5 separate regions of the Mus musculus genome follow, and regions 1, 2, 4 and 5 are each linked to region 3. A link is a loop called in an ENCODE intact Hi-C map of the cell type or tissue named here. Cell type or tissue: heart. All regions are shown on one strand.

Region 1 (5,000 bases), 210 kb after region 3:
ACCACCATGTGGTTGCTAGGAATTGAACTCAGGACCTCTGCGAGAGCAGTCTGTGCTCTTAACCTCTGAGCCATCTCTCCAGCCCAGTTGTCTACTTTCTCAATGAAAGACAGTGCTGGTGTGGCAAGCCTCAGGGAACTCCGGGGTGGGGGTGGAGTGGTGGTGGTGGTGGGTGGGTCAGGAGAAGGCTTTCTGGAAGTTCATGTAGACTCTGCCCACTTTGGTCATCCTCTGTCAGCTCCTAAGGACAGATGTTAGGTGGTCATTGAACACACAGGCGAGCAGGGGCAGGGACCACCTTCTTGTTGGTCTCTTTGTCCCCACTTAAGATTTATTTTAAATTATGTGAATAAGTGTGTGTATGAGCTAGTTTGTGCAGGTGTCTGCGAGGGACTTTTTTTTTTTTTTTTTTTTTTTTTTTTTTTTTTTAAAGATTTATTTATTATATGAAAGTACATTGTAGCTGTCTTCAGACACTCCAGAAGAGGGAGTCAGATCTCATTATGGATGGTTGTGAGCCACCATGTGGTTGCTGGGACTTGAACTCTGGACCTTTGGAAGAGCAGTCGGGTGCTCTTACCCACTGAGCCATCTCACCAGCCCTGCGAGGGACTTTTATTGGTGTTGTTTCTGTGGTATTAGATCTTTGAACCCAGGACCACAAGCTTGCTAACCTACAGTTTTCCCCTTGAGTCCCAGGCTGCTACCAGACTGAACTTGTATAAAAGCAGTTATTAATCAAGTTCACCCTAAAACCACGTGGTGGAGAGAAAGAACCAGATCTTGCAAGTGGTACTCTGATCTTCCAATGCACACCAGATCGCACATATGAGATCACACAAGTGCATACAAAACAAACGAGAGAAATTAAAAGAACAAGACCTGCATGAGTCTGAGAGAGGGCTCGATCGTAAACACACCAGCTGCCAAGCTTCACAGCCTGAGTCGATCCCCAGAGACCCACATGGCAGAAGGTGACAACCGACTCTCAAAAGTTGTCCTCTGGCTTCCACATGCACATCGTGGCATGCATATGCCCATACACATACAAAATAAATAGATGCAGTTTTAATTAACAACAGCAACAACAAAAACATCAGGCTTAGTGGTTAATCCTGACACTAGAGTGGCAGGCAGATTTCTGTGAGCTTGATGCCTACATGATGTGTATGTGTGTGTGTGTGTGTGTGTGTGTGTGTGTGTAATATTACAAATAAACAAACAAAACAAATCTGTAAGATGTGTAGTCACACATTGTTCATACACAGAACAGAAGGACATTATTCTGTAGTGACGACTCATTTCCTGGGAAGGCGCACAAGCACAGATCAGACAATTTTCTTTCTTTCTTTAAAAGATTTATTTAAATTTATGCATATGATTTTTACCTCCCCCCCCGCCCCCCCCCCTGTGTATTCTGTCCACCACATGCATACCTGCTGCCTGTGGACCGGATCCCGTGCAGCTGGTGTCGGGATGGTCAAAAGCCCTCACGTAAGTGCTGGGAATGGAACACAGGTCCTCTGCAAGTGCTCTGGACCTCTGAGCCATCTCTCCAGCTGGCGGATCCCTGTGAGTTTGAGGCCAGCCTGGTCTACATAGCAAGTTCCAGGACAGCCAGGGCTATGTAGAAATCTTGCTGCAGTCTCAAAAAGGTCTGCCTTTAATCCTCAGAACTACCAAACAAACAAACAATTTTAAAAAGAGAAAATACCTAAGTATATATAAGTTCTAAAAAATTAACAAAACCTTGCAAAATCTCTGCCCAACAGAGTCCACATGGAAAAATTACTGCCCTATTTCAAAAATATTTACAGCTTCCCCCTTTTCAGGCCACCCAGAGAGATCCTGGTGGTTGGTGAGGCGCACTCGCTTGCCAGCCCACCTCTGGGAGGTACAGTGCACCCCACAGTAGTTAGTATGCATTCTGGCTCCTGGGAGGTGCCTGTGTGAGAATGACTTCCACTCAAGGCATCCTCCACGGAAAACACTTTTCCCTGTCACTGAATGGGGGGGGGGGGGGAAGCGGCTCTGAGCGAGCCGAGGAGGGAGGGGCCGGCAATAACTCTTGCAGTCATCCACACCCTCGCCAGTTGGTGATTACCAGGATCCCAGACACTTCCTAATGCCAGACAAACGCCCCAAGCCTCGGCATGTCTGGCTTGAAGATCTATTCAACTGATAGCCCCCGCCTTTTCGAGGGAGAGCCCCATTGCCCGGGCTAATCAAACAAAACATTGTTCTCAGAGGCAGGAAGAAAGGAAAGGCTTGTCTCTTGGACGCAATGTTTGGGATTCATATCTATATATAAAAACATAATACATATATATTCCCAACTAAAAGGTTGCTACAAAACTTGGAATTCCGGAGGCGTGGCTGGTTTGCACAGAGCGTGCACTGTATAGAAATCCCGGGAGGGGAGGAATCTGAAAGCTAAGTGCCATTAAAAGAAGGGGGTGGGGTGGGGGGAAGCCCCAGGCACTTGATGCCTGTAAAGGATGTAAGTCACAGCCACTCTATTAGACCTGCAACCAAACTAGACTCAGATCCGTCGCAGCTGCCCTCCAAATGTCAGCGTCAGTGTTGGGCAAAGCTTGAAACCCCACCAGGCTTCAGGAGAGCCATTCTCACCCACATTTTCCCCCGAGCACTCTTAGGAACCTGGCAACAGGTAACGTGGCAACCTTTGACTTCTAAAAGGCGAGTGGGATAATTTCAGGGAACAAACGGATTGTTTTTGAGCCAGCTGCATCTCGCCTAACTGCCCCCGCACCCAACCTCCTCCCTCCCAAGACAAAGTCTGGGAAAACAAACTTAAGTGCTGCAGGCTGTCCTGCTCTCTCGCACGCCCTGGTGGCCAACATCGGAACAACATGCACGTGTTCGGAACTCCGCGGCAGTTCCCGCTGGTAAGTTTTGTGGAAGTGTGCCGACCTGTCTCTGGTGCAGAGATGGAATCCATTCAAAATGTCCCCATTTTTGTTGTTGTTTTCGAGATATGGTAGATATTTAGCCTTGGCTGTCCTGGAACTCACTATGTAGACTAGGCTGCTTCTGTCTCCTGAGTGCGGAAATTAAAGGTAAACGCTAGCAGATCTACCTGTAGAGAGTCTTCACTTTTATTTAAGCACATTGACAATTATCCACGGAATGAAACCTCTGGACTCAGACGCCCCCCTCCTCCCCAGAATCAGTGAGGGAGAATACTGGGAACAGGGTCTGGTAAACATTGCAGGAGGCTCGGGCCTGTGATTTCTTCCTTTTGAGGCCGATGTGGGAAGACCAGGGTTCAAGACCAGCCTGGACTCCTTACTCAGGCTTTGTCTTGAAAAAGCATCAACAAAACGTGATTCCTGCTGTAATTACTCCCATTTTCCCTGTTTGTCTCGTATATTCCACATACAGACACCTTTTGGGTTTTGAAGCTTTCCCAGTCAGCCCTGCTGGGTTCCTGTGTTATAAGGATTACTGAAGATTTCCACACTGCCAGATCAGCTTCCCAGACTGCAGCTACACCCAGTAAAATGCCAGCGGCTGTGTTTTTAGGCTGTCTGATCCTCTTAGACACTGCCCTACCCCCTTTCCAATGTTGGGCAGAAATGGAGGCCCAGTCCCGAGTCGCTGTTAGCCCACAGGACCCAGCGCTTCCTGGCTCTGCATCTGGAAACGGTACACGGAAGCTTGAGAGGTTCAGATCAAAGTACCTGGTCCTCTCAGAAACTTTCATTAATTAACTAAATTAGAGGACACTGAAGAATGCTGGAGGTGTCTCTTCAGAAGGCGCGGGGTCCAGGGGTTAAGGTCTGAGCCCTGTAGTATAGACCTCCACGAAGCTTGACAATCAAATAATACTATAAGCCAAAACCAGCCCATGCCTGAAACCATGAGATGTTAGAGTTGTTTTTGCCCACATCGTGTAAGGGCAAAGGTTAAGGCCGGGGGGTCTGAGTAAGCTTGGTAGGGCCGCTGGCCTGTGTGAACCACACAGCCTTTCTAGAGCCAGGGAACCGTGTGTTGAAATCGGGAGGGACATTTCGGTCTTCAGGGTTACTAATTTCCCAGGCAGCGGGTGTTGTTCCCAGATGGGAATACGATCTCTTTAGCACTTCATCTCCCGGCTTTGCCAACAGGTGCTATTGAGTCAACTGTGCACACAGACGGCCGTCCTGGCACATTCATCACCAGGAAGATGTCATTGCCATTTGTTCCATGACTTTCTGGATTTTTTTCTACCCCTGACTCAGACACAGTCACTTCCTCTTACGCTTAGGGAATTGTTTTGTTTTTTTCTTTTTTCTTTTTTTCTTTTTCAGCATTTGTAATTGTGTGTTTTTCAAAATATGTCCCCGTCTGGCCTACAGGCCTTCCTGAGTTGAATGGACTGTTTACAGAAGAGAGAGATTCAGGGCCCAAGGTCAGGGTTACAGAATTATATAAGGCTTCCTGTTTGGGCAGCTGGTCTACCAAGCCCTCAGGGCAGACTGAGTTTTGACAAAAGCCGGCTGCCCGTTGGGTGTGGTGGCACATACCTGTAGCTCAGGAATATCAGAAGTTCAAGTGTTTGGTTTTGAACCCCTGGACAAGCAACTGAGGTGTATATATATCAAAGCAGACCTGGCCTCCAGGTTCTCCCAGCATCCCTCACTCCCTACCTGGCATACCCTGCTCCCATCATTGAATTTTCCAGTCCAGGGCTGGGCTGCCATTCCCTTAGTGGCTCCTTCCTATCTAATCCTGACGTTTGGGTCTCTCTCTTTCCTCTCCTTTTCCCTCTTTGTATGAGGACTCTTTCTCCCCTCCCCGTCTCCCCCCACCTCCAGAGCAGCTTCCCAAGAAACCGGCCTTTAATCTAATCTGATCTGTCTTGAATTGACTCATTTTTGAACACGCACAGACTTTTCTTTGCTATTCTCTATATACAGACAGTATAACAAGTATTTGCTTGGTGTATGTCCACATAATTCCTACCATGCAGGAGGCTGAGGCAGGGGAGATTGCAA
Region 2 (5,000 bases), 250 kb after region 3:
CTATTTATCCATCTTTCTATCTATCCATCTATTTATCATCTATCTATCTATCTATCTATCTATCTATCATGTTTGTTTGTTAGTCTATCATCTTTCATCTATCTACCTATTATTCATCTATCTATATCTATCTATCCATCTTTCTATCTATCCATCTATCTATCATCTATCTATCTATCTATCTATCTATCTATCTATCTATCTATCTATCTATCTATCATCTATTTGTGTCTGTGTGTGTGTGCGCACATGTACAACTGCATGGATGTGGAAGTCAGAGGGTAACTTTGGGAGGGTCAGTTCTCTCCTATCCTGTAGGACCTGGGGGTTGAAGTTAGGTCGTCAAGCTTGGAGTTATTTAATTGGCCTTGGTTTTACTGTTCCAGTTGATGGTTTAGAGCTCACACACCTGCAGAAAGCATCACCTTGGATATGACAGTCCAAAGTCCACTGTTATGGCGGGGAATGGACTCACCAGCCATTGTTGGGATAAAAAAATATTTATTTAATTAAAAAAATTATTGTTATTATTAGTTGTTATTGGTTGAGTAGGTTCCCACTGTGTAGACTAGGCTTGGCTTGAATTTGCAAAATTCTATCTCTGCCTTCTGAAAATTGGCATTACAAGTATGCATCACATGCCTAGGATGAAGGGAAAAGGGAAAACGGAAAGAGAATACTGAGAATATTCCTGTGCCCTGAGGAGGTTCTGCTTACACAACCTCAGTCATGGATGGAGCACCCCACCTGGAGGACCCCTGTGGGAGTTACAATCAAGAGGAGAGAGAGCTTGAATCATCGTTCATAGCTTTAAAGTCATGGGACTTTTCCTACGCAAACTTCTCTCTATCCCGGCTTTCCAAAGCATTTTCTGTCATTTGGTGTTAGGAATCCTTACCATAAAGGCACCCATCAACAAATCACCCTTGAGGGGATCTTACCACGCAACACACCTGGTTACCAGCAGTAGTACTCTGTACCACCCTGACAACATGGCTGTCTCATCTTGTCCAGCAGGCTGCCATTTCCCAGAATCCTCTAACACCATTCAAACCTAAGAAGGTACCATCCCATCCCAGCACCACAGCGGCTGGGCTGGGGCTGGGTTTCCCCTCTGGGAAGACAGAGCTGCCTATGGGCTCTCAGGGCAGTTCTGACTCAGGCTGCTTCAGTGCTGTCTTGTTGGCATTGCTCCTTGATAAGGCTCAACTTCTCTTTCCACGTGTGGAAGTGCACTGTCTGCTCAAATTCTGGGAGAGAAAAAAAAACCCTCCCTTTCCGGAGTGAGATTTGGGAGACTCTAATCTGGGACACTTCATGGGAATTTTTTTTTCTTCCCATATCATTGCCCCAACTTTAGGTGTTGATTCTGGGTTTTTCTCTCCTACCCCAATTTTCTTGAGTTTGAAACTAGCCACTCCCTTTTCTTTTAATCTTAAAGAGAGATCACTCCACGTCCATGTAGGGTCAGAGGAGCTTGCTGGTGGCAGTTTTCTCCATATACCAGGTAGGCCCCAGGGTCTGAGCTCAGCACCAGGCTTGGCAAGAAGTGCATCTATGTGCTAAGCTTCCCAGTGCCCTGGCGCTGCCTCCCTCTTCTCCCTGTGTTGAGATTGAACCCAGGGGTCTTGTATGTGGTACGCAAGTGCTCCACCATTCCAAACTCCCCAGACCTGAGTTTGGAACTATCCATCTAAAACTAAAGGCAAGAAATCAATCAGTGATAATGATAAAAATACTTCAGTTAAAGATTCTTTGTTTTTCTTTCTGTCCAAACGCCTTTCTTCATCACAAAATAAAGTGGGTGTTCCTGTGTGTGTATATATATATATATATATATATATATATATATATATATATATATATATATATATATATTCCAAAGAACATTTGACTTGCTCCCCTTCGTGCTTATGGGAAGCTACAAAATGCTGAAGGAGACACAGCATTTTAGAAAATGGAAAGCGCTAAACTTATATGGCAAAATTCTTGGCAGGAAAAAGCAAGAGGAACCTCTGTAGATTTTTCTTTGATGGCTTTCAAAGTCATGCGCCCCCCCCCTTTTTTTTTGGTGATGAGAATTGAACCCGGGGACCCCATGCCCTCTAAGTAAGCCATCTACCAATCAGTGCCACACCCAGCTCCTCCCAAATGTTTTTCCTTAAAAAGCAAAGAAAAAGAGAACCTACCTAGAATTTAACGCTAGTCTCAGAGTTCTAGGACAAGTCGGACGACTCATTTTTAAAGAAAAGGGAAGACATTTCATTTTTGACAACAGGGCTCTTCTGTCGGCATGCATATTCCCGGACACGACTTGGAGAAGCTCTAAGAAGCTGCCCCAAATGCATTCCATAGACAGACTAGTCAAGTTTGGTAATTAACTCAACAGTTGAACCTTCGATGTTTCATCGCCCAGCAAGAGATTGTAATCTGACACACATTCCACCAAGCATGCTCATAAGAGCCTCACATTCTAGATGCACTGAGATGCATGCATTGAACACACACCCCCGCCCCAGACTGCCCCCCTTCCCCCCACGGATTTGAACACAGCTACGACACAGCATGCTCTGAGCCTGCAAGCTTTTACAGCTCTCAGCCAATGAGACGCCCAAGCAGCAGTGGAAGCCTGACCTCTAGCGCCCGAAGCCTCTATGAGAACTTCCTGTGACCCCAGGGGTTCTGGGAGGAAGGCAACAGCTGCCCAGATGTGCTCTGGACATCCATTCTGCCTGCCCCCCACCCCCCCCACTTTCCTCCCATTTTTATCTCTCTCTGAATATAACTCTGTCGGAGGGGCTGAGAAAGGGCATGCTATCCACTCACAACCTCTAGGAGAATAGTGTTCTATCCTTTTGGTGTGAGTGGAATATTGTGCTTAAGGCACATGGATGATGTACAGACCAAGTTTCCAGTTCTTTTGTAATGCTACGATGGCTTAAAGGGACTAACTCTCAGCTGCTATTGGGAATGGTTAACTGAAACTCCAAGCCTAAACTGCCATTTCTACTGTATAATTATTACTTCTTTTTAATGTGTGTCTCTGCATGTGGTATTTGTGTGTGTTGAGTGTTCAGGTGTGCAAACCTTGTGTGTGTGTGTGCTTGTATGTGTGTGCGTGTGTGCGTGTGTGTGTGTAAGAGACCAGAACATGATGTTGGTGTCTTCCTCTATCATCTCTGCCTTACAGCTTTGAGTCAGGGTCTCTCACTGAAAGGGGAGCCCCACAGTTCTGGCTAGGCCACTGGCATTCTGACCTGCTCCCCCACTCCCGAAACCCCAGTGCTGGGGCTACAAGCATGTGTAGCTGTGTCCAGACTGTTATGTGAGTGCTAGGGTTCAGATTCAGGTCTTTGTGGTTACAGAGCAAGCACGCTTATCCCCTGAGTCACTGTCCAGCTCTGACTCATGTGCTTAGATGAGCGTGAAACGGATCCAAGAGGCTTTCTGTAAACTTCTCCTCTGATGAGACTGTGCCGAGGCCTGAAACATGTGCTCTCCTTTGGGCTTCGACTAATTTTGCTCACGTCACTCTCTCTCTCTACTTCGGAGCACATTATCTGAACTCTTCCTGTTCATTTGTTTTGATGGTATAGTGCGTGCATGGGTGTGAGTGTGTGTGCGCGTGTGTGCATGTGTGAATGTGTCTGTGTGTGTGTGAGTGTGCCTGTGTGTAGGACCCTGCACATACTAAGCACACACCCTGCCACTGAGCTACATTCCAGTCCTCCATGTTTCCTTCCTTTAGTATATCAGCATTCTTTCTGCTGTCAGTGTCAGAACACTGCCTCACCAGCTTTGGGATTTGGTTTGGAGGCAGTGTGTGTGTGTGGGGCACTAAACCCAGGAGCCTTCCACCTGGATTTCTTGGTCTCATGAATGAGTTCCTAAGTTCCTTTTGAGTCTCCTAACTCTCAGCCTCTGTCCCTCTGAATGCTTGGCTCCAGCCTGTCTCTTCCTTTCAAGCCCCTCCCCAGCTCCAGGCTTCCCCTCCTTATCCCTGCAAGCTGTAAAACTCACCTGGAACCCACCACTCCCTCTAAACAGCCTCCCCCGAGAGGATGAAGGCATCTTCTGGGCATGGCAGGCACACCCCCAACAAACAGGAAACACCCCCAAACAAACACGAGACCCACAAAGGAAGTGCCATAGACTGTATGTATGGACTAGAAAGACTCTAAGAGGGGAAGAGCATCATTTAAAAAAAAATACCAATTAATGACCATCACTTCAGGTAATGAGGAATATTCTGTTATCGTTGGGTTTCAGGGTCTTACAAGGCCTCACTGTCACACTTGGGCTGACCAGGAACTTGTTATGTAGCCCAGGCTGGCCTCAACCTCATGATTCTCCCACCTCAGCCTTCTGAGTGCTGGGTTAAGGGGAAGTGATGAGCTATTTTGTAGAGTTCCTGGGCATTCCTCAGCAAAATGTGCTGTGGGTCATTGATTTTGTATTTTCTTTGTTTTATCTATTAATTGTTTTGTCTTGGTGCCAGAGAAGGGGGCTCAGGGCCTTATTTAACAGAAGGAAATCATTACTCATTAACTAGACAACACAAGGTTGGCCTCCACAAAATCCTTTTCTTTCTCTCTCTCTCTCTCTCTCTCTCTCTCTCTCTCTTCCTTTCTTCCTTTGATTCAAAGTCTCATGTAGACTAAACTGTTTTCCAATTTTCTATGATACGAAGTCTCATGTAGACCAAACTGTTTTCTTATTTTCTATGGATCCTCTGTCTCCACTTCCCACACTAGGATTACAGGCATGCACTGCCATGCTAGGCCTTCGCCATAGCATGTTGTGGTAGACAGAGGACCCAAGAACTTGCTGTTTGATGGACAAGTATTCTTGCTAGCCTGGGAGCCTAAAGAATTCTGCATGCCCACAAGCTTCCCAGGGAAACAGGCTCACTGTGTGGGCACAGAGGAGCAAGGCTCTACTGGAGTGGCCTTGTTCAAAGTTAGGGTCACAGGCTCCCCACAGGCCTTCACATCCACATA
Region 3 (5,000 bases):
TTGGCTTTCCTTGCCCTATCTCTAAAGCTCCCCTGTGGCCGAGTGTCCTCCTTGGGGCTCATCTCCGTGCAGTCTTCACTCGTGCGTGCAGCAGGGATTTTTCTCTTTCTCTTCTCTAGCCTCTTCCAGGCAGCCGTCCGGGTTTACCGCGTGCTTCTCTTGGGTATTTATATTAAATGAAGTTGGCCTTAAGCTCTCCTATGAATCTGTTCTTAAATCCTTTTGTTCACAAAACTGAGAGCCCCTAGGAGGGACCCCAACTTCTCCGGTATCACTCTGTACTAAGCTGGATACACTACTGCCCTCCGAGGCTGGTCTTTTCGTGGTTTTATTTGTCTGGGAGAGGAATTGAGGCATGGGAGTGGGGTCTCAGGGTAACACAGCTGGCTAGTAAGCGTCGGGATGCAATCTGAGCACAACTCATGTGACCCAGGAGAGTGATGACCTGAGAAGACACCAGCAATTTGTTGTCTTTGTACAGAAGTTACAAAAGCCTTTGTCATTACATTTTGTTCTCAAGACACTAGGTTCTGGATAATGTATGCATTGTTATCTCATTTTCTTTCTTTCTTTCTCTCTTTCTTTAAGATTTATTTATTATATATGAGTACACTGCAGCTGTCTTCAGACACTCCAGAAGAGGGCATCAGATCTCATTACGGATGGTTGTGAGCCACCATGTGGTTGCTGGGAATTGAACTCAGGACCTTCGGAAGAGCAGTCAGTGCTCTTAACCCCTGAGCCATCTCTCCAGCCCCCGGTTATCTCATTTTCTAGGTAAGAAGACCAAGCTACAGAAGTTACCCTGCTTGCTCAGCTTGGCCTCACTAGACAGAATCTAGCTTCTAAGCTTTCTGACAAAAACAAACAAACAAAAAACAAACAAAAAAACATTAAGCCTACAATAATTGCCTCCCATGGCTTGGTCAAGATGCTTCTCAGTTAGAGGGAAGTTGAAATATCCCTCTACTCTTTAAAAGCTCAACAATGTGAGTCACTGGGTGTCTTAGTGTTTCTACTATTGTGATGAAACACTATGACAAAAAAAGCATCTTGGGGAGGAAAGGGTTTATGTTGCTCACAGTGCCATGTAACAGTTCACTGTCAAAAGAGGTGAGGGCCTGAACTCCAGCAGTGCGGGAACCTGGAAGCAGGAGCTGATGCAGAGGCCATGGAGGGAGCTGCTTACTGGCCTGCTTCTCATGGCTTGCTCAGCCTGCTTGTATAAATTTAGGACAAAAACCCAGGTGTGGTGCCACCCACAAACGGGCTGGGTTCTCTTCCATCAGTCACTCATTAAGAAAAGGCCCTACAGGCTTGCTACAGCCTGATCTTATTGGAGGTATTTTCTCAATTGAGGTTCCCCCCTCCCTGATGACCACCTTGTATCAAGTTGACATAAAACTAGCCAGAACACTGGACCAGACTGACAATAGACAAACAGGAGGGAAGTTGTACAAATCTATCTGCAGGCTCTACCCTGCAGTCTCACGGGAGACTTGAGGCCAGGTGGTTGTCATCTTAATCTGAGCAGGGCTGAGAGTTGGGGGCAGGGAGGGTGGGGGGAGTTTGGAAGGCTTTAGGGAGAAAAACCTATGACAGACAAAACGTATCTTGTACTGATAAAATCTCTCAGGGAGGAATAGGTGACAGCCTGGGCAAGAGCTGCCCTGGGCTCAGTGTGGACCTTTAGCATCTTTTTCTTGACTCGGATCTTTTCTAGAGTGATCTCTGGCATTCTTCAGAGCAGACCTCAGCTTGCCTGCCTTTCACGATGCAGCAGCATTCTTGAGCGCGATGCAGTGAGGTGTTTACGAGCTCAAGCGTGACCCATGCATGTATCACTGTTTAGTCTGATAAGTAAGTCTGTCACTGTTATTATGCCTTACAGGGGCTGGAGAGGCGGCTCTTGGCTAAGAGCAATTGTTGCTCTTGCAGAGGGAGCAGGTTTGGTTCCTAGCATGCGAGGAGGTTCGTAACGGCTGTAACTCCGGTTCTAGGTGATCCAGCTCTGTCTTCTGGCCTCCTTGGGCACCCGGTATGCAGATGGTAAACAGACATACATGCAGACAAAACACCCAAACTGGTAAGTAAGATAATATGGAGAATTTTAAAGGTGCTATGCATTACAGTATGGGCACAAGCCTTGAAATATGAATGTAGAAACTACTGCAAAACCTAGTATGGAGAAATCCCATGAGAACGCCATTCAGAAACTGAACGAGGATGTGAAAGTTTATCAGACTGCAGTTTTTTCTTTTGTTATGAAGCTAGTTTAGTTTTTGTTTTGATTTGGTTTGGTTTTTGGTTTTTTAGAGACAGGGTTTCTCTGTGTAGCCCTGGCTGTCCTGGAACTCACTCTGTAGACTAGGCTGGCCCACACGCGACAGTTTTGAAGAAAGAGCTCTCGGGTTGAAAAAAAAATGGTGACAATCGCCAATTACACTTGTCACCTTTGTACTTAGTCTCTGTGGAGCAAAACAAACAAAGAACAAAAATCAGTTGTCAAGTGCGATTCTTTAGAGACAATAACTAGAAGTGTCACTAGGTGTCACTATTATTCCTGATACTGTTGTAAACCATTCCCTAAGAAACTTGAGCTGTAGAGCTACTACTGCATGAAGATGGCTTCAGAGCACTGGCCCCACTTTGCCAAGAGTTCCTTAGATAGAACAATTCTGTGCAAAGCCCCAACAGGAATGTCATACATCTGTATATCCCAGATTTAGGGAGCAGTTTCTGGAATTCGATTTTTGCAAGGACCCTTAGCAAGGGCCTCCCTCCCTGCCTCTCCTTCCCTCTCCTCCTCCCCTCCTTTCCTTCCATTCATCCACTATTAATTCATGTATAAATATTTGTTAAGTGATTAGAAAGTTCTAGAATCCAGCTCTGCGGTCTTTGCAATCCCCAGGCTCAAACTATCCCCTGACCTTAGTCTGCCAGTCGCCTGTGGCTTGCAGGCAGGTCTCCCCCCCCCCCCCCCCCAACTTCGTTAAGTTCCACTCTCATGGTCATGTGAACGTGTGAGCAAATCTTTATCATTATTGCTGCTATCACATCTGTTGTAGAGAAGGGGAGGCTGAGGTCACAAGCCGGTAGACGTGTGTGAAATTGTGTTGTAAATATGCCTTATTTTCCTGCCTCAAAAATTTTGAGCACCGTCTATTTAATAGCTCTATATAATGTACGCTACCAAGCCATGCAACCTATACAGATCAAGACAACACAAATACCTTGTGAACCAGCTTCTCTTTATTGCTATTTCCTCCCCCACCCCACCCCACCCCACCCCCATCTCCTGGAAATACCATCAGAATAATACCAGAAAAATACCAAGTGAGCAGAAGGCCTGAAAGTGCTTGGAAGGCGGGACCAGTCATATTCTATGGAATGTGTATGAGTAGGCATGTTCATGTTTAAATATGAAAAGTCGTCTCGGACATACCTTCAGGAAGTCCCCCAATCCCTCCAATCCTGCGTCTGCTGTCTTGGGTTCTCAGGGCACAATGTTGCCTTTCAGATCCTCCTTCTGAAGGAGTATGATGACGTCTGTTTCCTCCTGAACTCTGGTAGCTAGCACTGTGAAAATTACAGCCGGATGCTTCCCTACACTGCCTCTTCTCTGAACGTCTCAGTGCAAATGGACTTCGGCTCACGTAAGGGGCAGACTGTAGATTCCCAAATAACCTTTTTCCGTGCACGCAGGCACGAGATACACACACACACACACACACACACAGAGAGAGAGAGAGAGAGAGAGAGAGAGAGAGAGAGAGAGAGAGAGACAGTGCAGTCTAGTGTCAGTTGCCCTGATCCATCAGTGTGAACGACAGCTGTTATTGAGCTATAACGTGTAACACCCCCAGGAGGCTGTCAAAGCTACTTTTTAAAATCTGCTTTCTGGAGAATGACACCTATTTCCTCTGCAGTCCCTTTGTTGGCCGCTGTGCTGGTCAGTTACCTCGGCAACACTAAGAACTGGACCAGAATGTAACTAAGTAAAGCCATAGATCAAATTTCCAGCATAGTCACAATTTTGGAAATGTCTGATATTCTTCGGTCATCGTTGGGAGCGGGGGTCTACTCGCTGAAAGGCATTTTGGGGAAAGCCACGCCCACTTCTCAGCTGAGAAGACAATGACCCTAGTGCCCCTGCTCTCCCTTGGTCCCTTGGCCTCTGTGCTCTCTGTTTTCTCAGTCTATCAGGAGGTGGGATTGGCTTGCTGATTGATGATGATGATGATGATGATGATGATAATGATGATGATGAAGAAGAAGAAATTGTCCTTAAGTTTCATATTTGAGTTGCAAAAAAAAAAGTATTTTCACAACGTTTGAGCCTATGTTAATTCTTTTTTTTTTTTTTTTTTTTTTTTTTTGTCTTGTTTCTTTTTGTTTGCCTTCAAGACAAGGTTTCACTGTGTAACCCTGGCTGTCCTGGAACTCACTCTGTAGACCTCAAACTCACAAAGATCTGCCTGCCTCTACCTCCAAAGTGCTGAGAGTAATGGCACGTGCCACCACCTCCCTGCCGGGGTCTATGTTAATTCTTTTTGTGCAACTATAACCAAAATTTCTGAGAGAACAGCTCAAAGGAGAAAGAATATGTTTATGGTCACAGTTTCAGGGAGCTGCCACTGTGGTTGCTTGGTCCAATACCACATGTGGAGAAAAATATCCATCTCACTGTGGATAGGAATCACAGAGCTCTAAGGAGGGACTGGGGACCCAGTATCATTTTCAAATCCATACTGTGACATATTACTTCAGCTAGGAGATACTATATTCTAAAGTTTTCAGAACCTTCCAGAACAGCCCCCACCTGTTGAGAATTAAGCTCTCAGCACAAGGGCCTGTGGGGGGGTGGGGGGGGCATTTACAATCTGAAAACCATGACAGAACCTGAACCTTTAATGTAATAAAGACAAGAACTTCCAAACACAGAGGCAGTGAGAAACAGTGCCTGCTTTTGCCTGGATAAACAGCAATCTTAGAAAACT
Region 4 (5,000 bases), 260 kb after region 3:
AGGAAGCTGCAATCTCAGGGCCGGGCAAAGCTGCCACTTCCCACAGTAACTGTGCTCAGAGTTTTGTTCACTTCCTCTTGGGGATGCACCTCGACTTATTGTTCCCATAGGTACGGGAAATGTGGCTCCCTTGGAAAGTGGCTCTCTACAGTTTTCCTGCATCTCTTGTCACTGTTTCTATTAGTTACATAAGCAAATGTCTTCATCGATGTCTTTATAACTTCCATTCTATAATTTCAAAGTGTCTTCCTTTATACCTCTCACTCCTCTATACCACACACATACACACACACACAGAACCTGTACACACACCCACACCTGTACACACACACATACACACAGATGCATCCATACACACATATACACATTTGTACACACACGTATACACACATCCATACACATATACGCACACACGTACACAACATTCATACACACATGTACATATACATCCATCCACACATACAAATATACATATCCATCCACACACACAAACACACACATGCATATATACACACAGGCACACACACACATCAGTACACATACACAAACACATGTGCATACACACAGACACACTTGTACAAATACATCTGTACACACACACACACACACACACACACACACACACAACTGTGTAGGGCGTGGAATCCAGAGCCTTGACACAAAAACACAGCTCTCACCTCAAAGGGAATGAGAGTTTATTCTGGAGCCAGCTATGAATGGCCATGGTAGATGCCTCTCTCCAATGTGCTAACAGTTTGATGAAGTTGTTTTTGTTTTTTTTCTTATTTTTCGAGATAGGGTTTCTCTGTGTAGCCCTGGCTGTCCTGGAACTCACTCTGTAGACCAGGCTGGCCTCAAACTCAGAAATCCACCTGCCTCTGCCTCCCAAGTGCTGGGGTTAAAGGCATGTGCTACCACTGCCCAGCTTGATGAAGTTTTTATAGTTACAGAACAAAGTCATAAATCAAGACATTTAAAAAATATATTGGTGAGACTATTAGGTATGACTGCTGAGGGGGATAACTCCGATCTTAGGTGCAATCTGATGGCATTCTTAGCCTCTGGGTTGGAGGAAGCGTGTAGCCTGTTAGAACATTCCAGAAGGATTTACCTGAATAGTCACAAGGGTGTTACAAGGTCAAACATGGGTGGGCAATGAATGACTGTTAAGGGGCTAAAGATTGCCCAAGGGACTTGGGGTCCAGATTCATAGCATCCCGCTTTCCAATATTCCAAGCGTTAACCAAGCTTTGTGGGTCCTCCCTCCCTCCCTCCCTCCCTCCCTCCCTCCCTCCCTCCCTCCCTCCTTCCCTCCCTCCTTCTGTTTCTTTCCTCTCCCCCTTTCTTTCTTTTTCAAAGGCAAGGTTTCACTAAGTAGTCCTGACTGGCCAGGAACTCAGATCTGCTAGTGTCTGTCTCCAACAGGCACGAGCACACTGGGCTAGCCTTGTGGATGCTTTAACACCGTGAGATTCATTTATTTTTCCTGCTTGCTCAGTTCCCATAGGCAGGCGGTCTACCACTGAGTCACACTCGCCACCTGGTTCTGTGGACCCGATGTCTGTAGTTGGAGATAGGGGGAGTCCATCCACTCGCAAAAAAAAGTCTTTGTCTTTTAAGTTGAACACGCTTCACCAGGTCAGAGCTTCGGAGCTGCAGAGATTGCTCTCCTCATTTTCTAATAGCCACGTGTTCTGAACCGGTGCCCGGTGCCACCTCTGATCCTTGCCCCACCACTCCCTCCAGGGTGCACAATACCGCATTTATATCTTTTGAATGTGTACCATTTGAAAGCGCAGGGACAGAAGGCAGATGCAGGCACACCTTTGATCTTTCATCCTTGCGGGTTAAGTGAGGGCAGACACCTGGCAGCTGCGAACTGGAAACAAAATGATGCCTGGGACTGGAATGACCTGAAACGCTGCAGTGGCTGGGCCGCAGGGGCATGGAAGCTGACTCTGTATGCAGGCAGAGGACCTGATCTCGGGTAGCACCTTGAACGACCTGGCTGGGGCTGGCTGGGGCTCAAGGACTTACTAGGCAAGAGGGCAGAAAAGATCCGGCAGCTGCATTAAGCAAAGTCAACAAACTATGCAGAGATGGCAGCTCAGCACCGGTGCCGACGGGCTATTCCGGTGAAAGTGCATTTAGAGTGCTCTTGTTCCTTCGTGGTACTCTAAAGGATTCCTTTTAGGTACAGAGATGTCACAAATGCTTCAGGTTCCCAAGTCCTCGGCGGGACCGTATTGCCCCCTGGCGTCCATGTGCTGTTACTACGTCTTTGCCCAGGAAGCCAGAGCCGTCAATCACATCCATGAAAGGCGGAGCTTCCAGTTTTCCGCACATGGAGAAGTTTGGCAGTACAGGATTGAAAGGCAGTTTTAAACCCTAAGCCAGACCTGGGAGGGAACTTCGGAATTAAAGTTCCTCCTTCCCCACTCTGTGCCTGGCCTTCTGAATGTTCCAGAAGCTTCGAAAAGAAATAAGTCAGATTTGAATCTGCTGGTTTTTAATATTGGTGGTCGTGTGGTTACTGCACCCTGCTTCTTTTCAGTCAACTCAAAAGTGGCCCGGGCTAGAAAACCTTTCCTGACTTCTCTTCAGCGATTGCTTCGTGATAGGTGTTGGATGCCTCTCTGCTGTCAAGCTTCTCCGACTGTATGGGAAGGCAAGGGCATGGAATATTCCTGAACTGCATCTGCAGCCGCTGGGATGAGGCTTCTGTTCAGTAAAAACGTGTCCAGTAATAAACAGTTGCGTACCGTCCACACGGGGCGAAAGCATCAGGGCTTGATCAATACAGCAACCCTACCCAAGGCAAGAAGTCAACTTCTGGGTGGGAAAGAGAAGTGTGTTCATGTGTGTGTGTGTGTGTGTGTGTGTGTGTGTGTGTGTGTGTGTGTATGTGTGTGTACACACAGGTGTGTGAATGCACGTTTGTGTGTGTGGGGTGTCTCCTGGCACCTTCCCTTGTAGCCTGATATTTACATGGGTTCTGGGAATTGAATTTGAGGTCAGCATCTTACTGACAGAACCTTCTCCCAGTCAGTATTTTGTTCTGAACACAGCTATGCTTGCTTTTAGATTTTTTTCTTTTTTAACAACAACAGGCTCTCAGGTAGCCTAGCCTGGCCTCCAGGTCTAACCAAGGCTGACCCTGAACTCCTGATCCTCTGCATCTGCTGTTCATGTCCCGGGATCACAGACATCTGGTCACTGTGCCCTCCCTGCTCATATTACACATTGATTTATTAAACAGCATCATGGCAGAAGGCACGACTCCTGACTGTCAAGGGTTTACATTTTAGAGTCATACTGAGCCAACAGGTACCAATATTGTCTGCTATCCTTGTGACTTTGGGAAAAAAAAAATCACTTGATCTTTTTGTGTCTTTTTCCTCAGCTGTCAAAATGAGGTGGATGCTAGGGGTAGATGCATCCCGGGGCCTCGTAAAGGCTTCATACTCCACAGGCATTGACTAGTGAAGAGAACCATATGGATTTTCTACCAGCAGAGGTTAAAGATATTCAGAATTGGGTTGGGGTTGTAGGTGAGTGCTAGAGTTCTTCCCTGCTATGTGCAAAGCCCTGGGTCCCATCCTCAGCGTGGAAAAACAAAACAAACCCGAATTGTTGAAGGTCAAGGCTCAATCCATTCTATAAGGTATTGTTAAATCCTCGGATGCAGATGACCCGACAGGCAAAGGCGTGTGCTGCCGAACCTGAGGGTTTTGAGTCCCAGGATCAACAGTGGAGAGAACTGTTGTCCTTTGACCTCCACATGCGTGCTGTGGTATAAGTGCTTGAGTGCACACACACATTCACACACACACACACACATGTGCATGCACACACACACCACACACACACACCACACACACACACGCATGTGCATGCACACACACACCACACACACACACATACACACACACACACACACGCACGCACACCCCACACACATACACACACACACACACACACACGCGCACACACACACCACACACACACACATGCATGTGCATGCACACACACACCACACACGCACACACCACACACGCACACACACACACACGCACACACACACGAGCACAGTAACAACAACAGCAACATTTCCAAAGGTGGAGCCATGGCTCAGATGGTAAGACTTCTCCAATGGTAGTGCCATCCTTGAGGCCAGTCAAGGAAGTCCTTCACTGGTACAGATTACTACATTTTGAGTGTGTGCTGGGCCTGGGAGGCTCTGCTCTTCCCCCTCTCCAGGTCACAGCTCCATCTCAGGCCATAGCTGGGCCACTAAGAACACAGATAAAGGATCTATCACTGGCTCCTTTGAAGGAGCAAGCACAGGACATGTGATAATATTGCATAAGCATAAACGAGAACTGGAGACATTTGACCATAGAATTTTTTTCTTGAATCCCCCATCTGCCTAAAAGCAGAGCCTCTCCAAATAGCTTATTCTTTGAAAACCTAGAATTAACTAGGAAAGATGGACCATTATCTGCAGAGAGAAAGCTATACATTGAACAGTTGTTACAAATTACCATCTCTCCTTCATTATCCTAAATGTTCACTTATCTTTGTGTTTTTCTTTTCTTTTTGGTTTTTGTTTTGTTTGACAGGGTCTTACTCTGTAGCTCTGGCTGTCCTGGAACTCACTCTGTAGACCAGGCTGTCCTTGAACTCATAGAGATCTGCCTGTCTCTGCCTCCCAAGTGTTCTACACAGCTGACAGAGCACCCATTGGCTTCCTTAGAATTCCAGTGCATTCCAGCAACCTGACCACTGAGACCTGTCAGCCTGGCTTTCATGTGAGTGTCATACGCACCACCCTGCAGAGAGAGTTCCTTCTTACAGGTTGTGGCAAAGGATTTGCAGGGCAATTGTCATTCTCTGAACTAAACAGAAAGAATGGTGTGTCTTCTTTACAAACACAACCTAGCACGTGATTGTCAGAGCTTTGTGAGAAATTTTATGTGTTTGGCCTGCAGGTATGTCTG
Region 5 (5,000 bases), 230 kb after region 3:
TGTTTATTTTGTTTTTTGAGACAGGGTTTCTCTGTATAGCTGTGGCTGTCCTGGAACTCACTCTGTAGACCAGGCTGGCCTCGAACTCAGAAATCCGCCTGCCTCTGCCTCCCGAGTGCTGGGATTAAAGGCGTGTGCCACCACTGCCCGGTGTATATTTCTTTTATTACAAGGTTATCTTCCAGTATCTTTTTTTAAAAAAAAAAAACGCTATACATAACATGAGGCTTACAACATTAGCCATTTGGAATTGTGCAGGTCAGTTATGTCTTAAGTACATCTACACTGTCGTTCATCCATCACTATCTCTTTCCAGAACTTTCTTCATTGGAAAACCAAAATTGTGTATCTATTAACACGACTTAGGCTTAGGATGTAGCTCAGTAGTAGAGTCAGTCTGTGAGGCCTTGGATTCAGTCCCCAGCATAAATCAACAGGTAGATGAACCTTTCCTCATTTTTCTTCTCTTCAGTCCCTGACAATGACTATTCTCCTCTGGTCTATGCATTTGGTTACTCTAGGTTCTTCACATACACAGAATCATATCGTGTTGATACAGGGGAAATTGGGGACCCCACTTGGGGGTTCTTAGTCTCATTAATAAAAGAATTTAAGAATGGATTCAGCCAGGCGGTGGTCGCGCACGCCTTTAATCCCAGCACTTGGGAGGCTAAGGCAGGCAGATTTCTGAGTTCGAGGCCAGCTTGGTCTACAGAGTGAGTTCCAGGACAGCCAGGGCTATACAGAGAAACCCTGTCTCGACAAAAACAAAAACAAAAACAAAAACAAAAACAAAAAAACCCAAAAAGCAAAGAGAGAGAGAGAGAGAGAGAAGAGGTAGAATTTCCCAAATAATTCAGAAGGGTTACAAGCTATAAGCCTGAGATGCTGCAGCCCTGTGGCCAGCAAGCTACTGCCCTAGGGGTGGGGACTCTGGAGAGAAAAGCACAGCATCTTATTAAAGGACTAATTATTCGACCTCTCTCTCTAGCGTGGTTTAAGGTGAGGCTGCTTTCCTAGGGATGCTCCTTTGGCCCAGTGAAGGATCTGGCCCAGTTGGAAGGTTGGATTATTACGCAGTCTATAGATTCTATTCCCTTTACAAAGATTTTTTTTTTTTTTTTTTTTTTTTACTGTAACATTATCTGTCCCCTTCTGTGACTGGATTACTTTAGTTACACCCACTTGTCCATCTATCCATCCATCCATCTGTATATCTATATACATACACAAGTACACATGTGCACAAATATAGGCTAATAATAAATACACATCATATCTACAGATTCATCGATATAAATTAAGTATGTTTATATATGGTCAGGCAGAAGGGATACATTCACTCTCGACTTTTCCCTCTCCCTGTTGCCTGCAGCAACCCTTCCCTGGCTGGTTGGAAATATTACACACCCACTTTTTCTTTTAAAGAATTATTTATTTATTTTATGTATATGAGTACACTGTCGCTGTCCTCAGACACCCCAGAAGAGGGCATTGGATCCCATGACAGATGGTTGTGAGCCATCGTGTGGTTTCTGGGAATTGAACTCAGGACCTCTGGAAGAGCAGTCAGTGCTGCTCTTAACCGCTGAGCCATCTCTCCAGCCCACACACTCACTTCCAGCACACACATGAGGTCATTCCTCCAGCCCAGCTTGAATCACACAGACACTGATTAGAATGTTGGCACTAACTAGCTGCATCAAGTCAGCTGGGTAATCAGAGGCGCATGGGCTCTCAACTGCCCGATGTCAGTGTTGAAGGTGCTGCCCTGATGGAATCTTGAGGTTTAAACAAAGACCGTGTACAGGAAAGGCTAACACCACATAAGAAGCCACAGTTACGAGTCTTCTTGTTTATATCTGCTGACATCAGTCCTTATTTCCCAAGCTTTGTTTGCATTCATGATCCCTATAGATGCATACTTTCATATACATAAGGAACCTCTCTCTCTCTCTCTTCCCCTCCCTTTATCTTTTCTGTGATGCTGAGCTCCGAAAACCTTGCACATGCTGGGCAAATGCTCTACTACGGAGGAGTCACACCTCCCAACCCTAGAGACTCTTCTGTTCACACATCCATGAAGAAACTCAGTATTTTTTTGTTTTGTTTTTGTTTTTTTGAGACAGGGTTTCTCTTTGTAGCCCTGGCTGTCCTGGAACTCACTCTGTAGACCAGGCTGGCCTTGCCTGCCTCTGCTGGGAGCGCCACCACGCCCGGCGAAGAAACTCAGTATTAGCAGCACCTAAAATACATCAGGGCTGGCAATGCAGTCTATATGCTTGCTTAGCATGCGAAAGGCCCCGGTCTCCATTCTATCACGTGAAGAAAAATAGGGTTGAGGTGGCTTCCACCTTCTGCAGCTTTCTCAGTAAGGTGGGGTGGCGCTGGACCCGACTGAGTGATGGATGGGTCTCCTCACTGCTTCCAATCCTCTGACGACCCTTGGGTGGTACCTTTCCTCTCTCCACCCCAGCTGGGCCTCCACATCACCCTGACAGCTGCTGCTGCCACATTCCAGGGCTCCAGCAGCGGAAGTAAGGCAGGCTGAGCAGTCTTTCTGGGTGAGTGACAGGGTTTGAAATGAGATTAACCGAATGCCAGGGTTGGGGAAAACAGCTTTTCCCTGAGTCACCTCTGTCCCACCTTCCTCATGACACACAACTGTTGGTCTGAGTGGTAGGGCGTCAGCTTTGGGCCGCGAGACAGTGGGCTCTTGTGCTATGCGAGCCAGCCTATACCGGCTGTGAGTCCTTGACTCGGGGTGGGGATGGGGGGTGGGGGGTGGTTCAGCCTGGCATGTGTATCTTTATACGAGTCACTCGGCTTCTCTGCCCCCTAGTGGCGGACGAGGGTCACTCCAGCTTCCCTGTTGCTGTTGCAGGGTTTTTCCTCAACCACCACGTGACAAGGACAGCATTCCAGGAAACCGGAAGGGCTGGGCTGGCCTCTGGGATTTCAAAGTTGACTGCTCTGCCCACCTGGCAGGTTCTATCCTGCTGCGTCATATTTCCTGAGCTATAAGGCCATTTTTGCAGGATACTCACCATCCACCTCTCACGGGCTACCTCCTCTGTTCTACAAGCCCATCCATTTTTCCCTGAAGAACTTTTACGCCTTAGGCGTCATCTCATCCACAGTTAGAGATCAGAGGGGACTAACAGGTATAAAGGAGTTTTCCTGCACGTTTCCGATTCCTCTAACTCAGTGGTTCCCAACATGTGTGTCGAGATCCCTTTGGGGTTAGAATAAGAAGTAGGAAAACAGATGTTTACATCATGATTCATCACAGTAGCAAATTCACAGTTACAAAGTAGCAACAGAAATAATCTTTGGGTTGGGAGCCACAGCAACACGAGGAACTGTTTTAAAGGGTGGACGCTTTACGAAGATTGAGGGTCACTACCTTAACTAGAGGGAGAGATGGGTCACCTCACCCCAGGTTACCTCAGGAGAAAAAGAATTCAACTACTAAGAAACATAAATTCCCTCCCACACATGTAGCTTTCCCCGCACCCCGTGCCCCCTTCCTGTTCTAAAAGCCAAAACAAATGGTCCTCGGGGATGCTCACAGAAGGAAACTCCACCTACCACTCACAGCACAAAAGGGAAAACCAGCCAGGAGCCTCTGGCTGTGAAGTGTGGGCAAAGCGCCTCTGCTCCCCCTGCTGAGACCATGAGGTAATGTCTGTGGGAAGTCCCAGTTCTCATCCCTGTCTCCCGAGCAGAGAGCTCCATACCCTGCTGCTTAGTTGTACAGCACCCCATTATCACATGCTCATCCAATTTATGACTACTAACGTCTCTTCAGGCTGGGCATCATAGCTCCTGCCTGTAATATCACCATTTAAGAAGCTGAGCAGGAGGATCAAAATAAGTTCATGGTTATATAGTGTGTTCTGAGCCTGTCTGTTCTCTCTCTCTCTAATATACATATATATGTATATATATAAACACACATATGTATAAACATATATTGTACAAGGAGCTACCATGCTCCACCAATTTGCTCTTGTGCAGCTGAGTGGCGTTTTCTTTTGCAGTGTCTACCATTGGTTGGTGGGTATGTGCTTGTGAGTGTGTTGGGTGGAGTGGCTGGGGAATGGTGGAAAGAAGTGGTGTTCCAGCTGAGGCACTTGGCCCAGGTGACGCTCACTGCTTCCTGTGCGCCAGCTTCTTCAGGACAGCGACCTTCAACGATCTGCTCTCTGCTCCACGGAGAAGCAAAGCCTCCAAGTCAGTCATTGCCGACAGAGACAAACTGTGTTCCAGGCGATTAGGTTTGGTTAAGCCTTCGCAGTAGAAAGTGTCTGGCTTTAAGCTCGTTATGGTAGAGGCTTCTAATATTTATTAGGGACACTAGGTAGGTTTGCATTGGGATAGAACAGTGGTTCTCAACCTGCTTAATGCTTAATTAAACCTTTAATACCGTTTCTCAAGTTGCAGTGACTCCCAACTATAAAATTATTTTGTTGCAACTTCACAACTGTAGTCTTGCTATTGTTATGGTGCACAATGTAAATAAACATCTGATATGTGACCTCTGTGAGGGTCACAACCAAAGGACCACTGGCAGAGAGAGTGCTATAGGGAGATGTTCATTTTTAGGTCATGGAGGTGTTTGTATGACTTGGCAATTGATACACACACACATACACACACACACACACACACACACACACACATATACACATATACATACACATATATGAAATCATATACTTTAAGCACTTTTTTTTTGTTTTTGTTTTTTTCGAGACAGGGTTTCTCTGTATAGCCCTGGCTGTCCTGGAACTTACTTTGTAGACCAGGCTGGCCTCGAACTCAGAAATCCGCCTGCCTCTGCCTCCCGAGTGCTGGGATTAAAGGCGTGCGCCACCACGCCCGGCTATTCTATAATATTCTTTTTTTAAAAAAATATCTATTTATTTATTATATGTGAGTACACTGTAGCTGTCTTTAGACACTCCAGAAAAGGGCATCAAATCTCTTTACAGATG

Evidence for each region. Hi-C counts contacts between places; a loop is a spot of excess contacts. Peaks named below come from ENCODE experiments on the same cell type or tissue, not always from the same donor. Only the 100,000 strongest peaks of a DNase experiment are listed, where the experiment ranks them.
Region 1: it touches region 3 in a loop (8-fold over the local background); 22 of 42 quality-filtered maps call a loop at or near these places.
Region 2: a loop joins it to region 3, with 3 times the contacts of the local background. A loop is called at or near these places in 14 of 42 quality-filtered maps.
Region 4: it touches region 3 in a loop (7-fold over the local background); 16 of 42 quality-filtered maps call a loop at or near these places.
Region 5: it touches region 3 in a loop (6-fold over the local background); 17 of 42 quality-filtered maps call a loop at or near these places.

The regions. Positions count from the first base shown.
Region 1 is chr17:70,752,977-70,757,976 of GRCm38, reverse strand. The region is part of intron 6 of Dlgap1 (DLG associated protein 1); the gene reads right to left. Among named protein-coding and RNA genes, the nearest start is that of Gm36746, 38 kb to the right of the region's middle. In heart, a CTCF peak has its summit at 2,849; DNase peaks (open chromatin) are centred at 2,106, 2,676 and 4,016; H3K4me3 peaks cover 1,507 bases; H3K27ac peaks cover 2,062 bases; H3K27me3 peaks cover 580 bases.
Region 2 is chr17:70,718,520-70,723,519 of GRCm38, reverse strand. The region is part of intron 6 of Dlgap1 (DLG associated protein 1); the gene reads right to left. Among named protein-coding and RNA genes, the nearest start is that of Gm36746, 3.3 kb to the right of the region's middle. In heart, a CTCF peak has its summit at 2,646; DNase peaks (open chromatin) are centred at 2,629 and 3,459.
Region 3 is chr17:70,966,389-70,971,388 of GRCm38, reverse strand. It overlaps Gm46595 (a long non-coding RNA gene), which reads left to right and starts at 1,868. Exons shown (of 3, transcript XR_001782184.2): 1 at 1,868-2,086; 2 at 3,521-3,656. It overlaps Gm41611 (predicted gene, 41611), which reads right to left and starts at 3,511. Exons shown (of 2, transcript NR_168105.1): 1 at 3,446-3,511; 2 at 1-2,468. In heart, CTCF peaks have their summits at 2,540 and 3,933; no DNase peak of the experiment used is centred here; H3K27me3 peaks cover 1,049 bases.
Region 4 is chr17:70,704,425-70,709,424 of GRCm38, reverse strand. The region is part of intron 5 of Dlgap1 (DLG associated protein 1); the gene reads right to left. The region is part of intron 1 of Gm36746 (a long non-coding RNA gene); the gene reads left to right. Among named protein-coding and RNA genes, the nearest start is that of Gm36746, 11 kb to the left of the region's middle. In heart, a CTCF peak has its summit at 2,256 (motif pointing left); a DNase peak (open chromatin) is centred at 2,244; H3K4me3 peaks cover 1,183 bases; H3K27me3 peaks cover 663 bases.
Region 5 is chr17:70,736,251-70,741,250 of GRCm38, reverse strand. The region is part of intron 6 of Dlgap1 (DLG associated protein 1); the gene reads right to left. Among named protein-coding and RNA genes, the nearest start is that of Gm36746, 21 kb to the right of the region's middle. In heart, CTCF peaks have their summits at 2,857 (motif pointing left) and 3,667; DNase peaks (open chromatin) are centred at 1,650, 2,590, 2,950 and 3,550; H3K4me3 peaks cover 1,489 bases; H3K27ac peaks cover 2,123 bases.